Regions from separate parts of the Homo sapiens genome. Here region 1 is linked to region 2. Evidence: read pairs that join two places in POLR2A ChIA-PET (ENCODE). Cell type or tissue: GM12878. All regions are shown on one strand.

What was found. ChIA-PET counts read pairs that join two places held together with the same protein. Peaks named below come from ENCODE experiments on the same cell type or tissue, not always from the same donor. Only the 100,000 strongest peaks of a DNase experiment are listed, where the experiment ranks them.
Region 1: POLR2A ChIA-PET joins it to region 2 with 5 read pairs; 2 of 35 experiments call an interaction of 5 or more read pairs at or near these places.

Annotation. Positions count from the first base shown.
Region 1 is chr6:159,781,833-159,784,332 of GRCh38, reverse strand. It overlaps TCP1 (t-complex 1), which reads left to right. Exons shown (of 12, transcript NM_030752.3): 7 at 266-392. Among named protein-coding and RNA genes, the nearest start is that of SNORA29, 2.6 kb to the left of the region's middle. In GM12878, no CTCF peak of the experiment used is centred here; no DNase peak of the experiment used is centred here; H3K4me3 peaks cover 592 bases.
Region 2 is chr6:159,928,706-159,931,205 of GRCh38, reverse strand. No RefSeq gene overlaps it. Among named protein-coding and RNA genes, the nearest start is that of MAS1, 39 kb to the right of the region's middle. In GM12878, no CTCF peak of the experiment used is centred here; a DNase peak (open chromatin) is centred at 1,225; H3K27ac peaks cover 1,990 bases.

The sequences.
Region 1 (2,500 bases), 150 kb after region 2:
ACTCCGTCTCAAAAAAAAAAAAAAATAAAAAATGTTTTTTTGTGGATTATGTGCAGTACATCTTTTTGTAATTTAAAGCACATACAACATGGTAGAAGGAATGTGAATTAAAAGAAATTACGTGCATTTAATGCCATAAAATTTTTCTAAGATAAAATGCAATGAATTAGTCTAAATTTGTGTGTTTACATACAATCGATTATAGGTACTCTTTATTATGCTTTTAAGGATAGACGTATTAACTTAATCTTATGTTCAATTGTAGGCATGCCCAAGAGAATCGTAAATGCAAAAATTGCTTGCCTTGACTTCAGCCTGCAAAAAACAAAAATGAAGCTTGGTGTACAGGTGGTCATTACAGACCCTGAAAAACTGGACCAAATTAGACAGAGGTATGTTGAGAGATTATTTTTGGCCTTTTAAGTGTGAGTGTCTTGGAGGACTTTAACATTTTTAGCCAAGTCAAACTATTTTACTTCCAGAAAAATTAGCCTGGTGGTGTTTTTAGAGGGATTTGGGGTTATACAACCTATATGAAAATCGGCCTTTTTGTGGAATTTTGATTGTATGAGTCTATTAATATTAAAGATGTAAAAGACAGGAATCTAATTTCCTCAAAGCAGTACAGAACTCAGCAGTATAGTATTGACTGTAACCTACTGTTTGCTAGATACTGGAGGTGCAGGTGATATTAGTGGTTGGCATGCCAGAAGAGCTAATGGTGGAGGTAGTGTGACCATTGCTATAGATTTGACTGCCTGACAGTCACTTAAAACAATAAATTGTTTAGGCTGGGCACAGTGGCTCATGCCTGTAATCGCAACACTTTGAGAGGCTGAGGTGGCAAGAATCTGAAGCCCAGGAGGTTGAGGCTGCAGTGAGCTGTGATTGTACCACTGCACTCCAACCTGGGTGACAGCGAGACCCTGTCTCAAAAAAAAAAAAAAAAAAAATAGTTTAAACAGTAGTTAGACCTACAAGAAAGCTTTGCCAAGAGTAAGAAATGTGCTGTCATCTTTTAAATCAGTCTGCACGGGTGTTCTTTTTTCCTTCCTTCCTCATACAACAAAGTGTCCTTTCTTCCATCAAAGCCAGTCCCTCTACAGTAAGTGTTCTAGAGTCTGTTTCCTTCTGCTCTAGAGCCTTTTCTTTGATTCTTGTTTCATACTTGCATCTTCAACTAATTATGCTCTTTCCTGGATTCTTCCTGTGGCTCTTTTGTCCTTCAAGCTTCTTCATACATCCTTGTGCTATAGGTACTCCCTATCGTACATCTTTACAGGCAGATGTCATGAGTGGTTTACTACACAAAACTTCTCTGGTGCTTTTCTTCTCATCCCTTTTCAGCCCTGTTCTCCATTTGAGGGACTGCATGTTAAGGTCTCTAGCGTGAAATTCGGAAGACATTTTCAGCCTTCCTCTTACTTGACCTTTAGCAACCCTTTGATTATGTCCTTCTTGAAATGCTTTCGGGGATGGAAGGCTTTGTGATGCTGCTTTGTCTGGACCATGTCATAATACTCTCCAGGATAGCCCCTTTGTTCCCATGACTTCATGTATTATCTCTCTATGCCAGAGACTCTTTCAGCTGTTTCTCTAAGCTCCAAACACACATACCTCTATCTAGTAGAATGCTTTTCAAGCATCTCAAAGTGAACATGTCTAAAACTGAACTTGTGATAATACCGCAAATCTGCTTTTGACCATTTTAGTGATGGGGAGTCCTTCACACAGGCAGAAAACTAGGAAATGTCCTTAACTCCTCCTTTTTACCAACACTTTTTCTCCTAATCTGTCACCAAGACCGCTTGATTTCTACCTCCAAATTAAATTTACCTACTTTTCATTTTCTTGCCTAGACTGTTGTAGAAACACACCCAAGCTAGTCTCTTAGAGAAGCTTTTCTTTCTTCTTCAATCTAAATTATATTCTGTTGTAACTTCCTGTATTTTTTCTTCCTGGGGCTTATTACAGTTTTTACCATGAGTTTATATAACAGTGTGTAGCACACAGTACTTGTTTAGTAGACAAGCTGCTTTTGAGGTTGATCTGTAATTCATTTTACTTTAAAAATTCTTCGAATGATCTATTCACATGGCTTCACTCATATTGACTCTTCAAATCTGGATCTCCCATAGTTTATGGTTTCCATGATGTAAGTGACTGCCTCCTGGGAGCTTCACCTGAGTAACAGCAGAGACTTCAAACTTAATCTTGTCCTCAACTAAACTCTCATTTCCCATCCTGCCCCCAAAACTCTTGTTATTTATTTTACTCCAGGAGTCACCCAAGCCATAAAATTTGACTTTTCTGTTTAGGTTGTCTTTCAGCTTATATCTCATGTTATTATCTTCTTGTCTTCAGCCATTCAGTGCAGTTTCCACATTGATAATCAGGGAATCCTTTTGAAAACACAGATGATATACTAGTCTTGCTTAGAGATATTAAGCTTAGTATCTAGATTGTTTGGTGTAACCTGCAAGGTTTTTCACTTTTCTGG
Region 2 (2,500 bases):
TCCATTCACTCGTTGACACGTGTTTGGTTTGTTTGCACCTTTTGGCTACTGTGAATAATGCTGTTATGAACATTGATGTATAAGTATGTGTACAAGTCCGTGCTTTCAGCTCTTTTGGGTATATGCCTATGAGTAAAACTGGTTGTTCATATGGTAATTCTATGTTTAACTTTTTGAGAAACCACTCCATGTGTTCACAGCAACCATACCGTTTTACATTCCCACCAGCAACTGGTATCTATGAGGGTTCCGATTTCTCCACATCCATGCCAACATTTGTTATTTTTCTTCTTTAATAACAGCCACAGGTGTGAAGTGGCCCACTGTGGGCTCTGGCATAAATTTAGCCTGAACACATCAAGTTTCTGCACAGTGTCCTTATTGAGACAGTGCCTCAGTTGTCACCCTTGTAGCCTTTTTTCAGCCCAGGCTTTCTCTCCTTTTCCAAACCAGTTTGTTTTTATTGGCTTTTGGAAGTTTCACCAGTTCTCAGAGAGAAGGTTTGTATTCTTTTGATAGAATGAGCTTAATGAAATGTCATAAGATCAGAGATGCAGAAAGAAACCAAGAAAGAGCTTTTTACTTTGATGTGTAGGAGTGTGAACACTGATGGGGCAGGAGCCCTTTCCAGTCTCATCTGGAGGCACAGCAGCAGGGGTGGCCTGGGCCCCAGTAGCAACTGCAGCATTGGCTACCAGTGGGCCAGTTGGGTACCAACCTGAATGTCCAATAACTGGACAAACATACTATGACCATAGAGTGTAATTTCATGCTAGCATTAAATATGCTTCAAAAACATATTTAATGACACAGGAAAGGCATATGACTTAACTTAGGTGCAAAAACCTGAATACAAAGCAGTAATGATGTTCAATATTATAAACATGCCCTTTAAAAGACTAAGAAAAAGTACATCAAAGTGTTAGCACTTATCTATGATATAGGTCACTTTTAAGTCTCTATTTTCCTGTTCCCAGATGATTTATGATAAGCATTTCACATATTTTAATCAGAAAACAAGAAAAACATTTTTAAGCAAACACACCAGTGGCTGTAGTGGGTGCACTAAACTGGCTGCTAGCCAGGGAAAGCACGTGGAACCGCCTGGAACTCTGCCAGGGAAAATCCAGAACGGGGATGGTGGCCGAGAGGATTCAGCTATTTTTATAACTGCTGCCACCGTTACCTGAGCCCTCGCTTCCCTCTCCAGCCTGGTGTGGTGTAGACAAGCAAGGGTGACAAAGAGTTTACAGCAAACATACAACCGCAAGCTCATTGCCACCTCGTAATAGAAAGAACCCCAGAATTAGGGAAAGCACCATTAGCTACTGAGATGTTTACTGATGAAAGACTCTCCTCTTTTTCCTCCATAGCAGTTATATAAATGAGCCAGACGTGGCCTCGTGTGTTGGCCTACAATGTTGTTTAGGCCTTCACAGCAGGCTAGACCACTAGCTCAAAGCCCACTGGCACCAAACTCAAATTCTTCCACATTGATTGCTTTAAATATAGTCCAGAGAAATCTATTTTTGGCAATTTGGAGCCTACCTACTTTACATAGCCCACAAAACTGTGCCCAACATCTGCTAAGCCACAGGTAAGATGAACCTTGTTCCTATGAACTACGCTGTATTAGTCTTTATATTAACATAATGTCATATATGTACATACATGATAGAATGTATATACAGTCATGTGTCACTTAACTACAGGGCTATGTCATTAGGCGATTTTGTCATTATGCAAACATCAGAGTGAAGGGTATTTTAAAAGTTATTTAAGTGGTACACCTGTACAGGGCACTTACCACGAATGAAGCCTGCAGGACTAGAAGTTGCTCTGATGTCAGTGAGTGAGTGGTGAGTGAATGTGAAGGCCTAGGACTGTACCGCACACTATGATAGACTTTATGAGCACTGTACACTTAGGGAACACTACATTTATTTCTTCAATAATAAATTAACCTTACTTTACTGTAACTTATTCACTTAATAAACTTTTTAATTTTTTTGTAACTTTTTGGCTCTCCTGTAATAATATTCAGCTTAAAACACAAACATACTGTACAGCTATACAAAATACTTTCTTTATATCCCTATTCTATAAGCTTTTTTCTATTAAAATTTTTTTTTCACTTTTTATTAAAGACTAAGACACAGACACACACATTAGCCTAGGCCCATGTAGGTTCAGGATCATCCATATCACTGTCTTCCAACTCCACATCTTGTCCCACTGGGAGGTCCTCAGGGGCAATAACATACATGGAGCTGTCGTCTCCTATGGTCACAATGCCTTCTTCTGGATGCCTCCTGAAGGGCCTGCCTGAGGCTGTGTTATAGTTAATTTTTTAATAAATAGGTGCACACTCTAAAATAACAATAAAAAGTATAGTATGGTAAATACATAAACCAGTAACATAGTTGCTTATTATCATTATCAAGTATTGTGTACTCTACATAACTGTATATGCTATACTATTATATGATTGCAGCTCAGT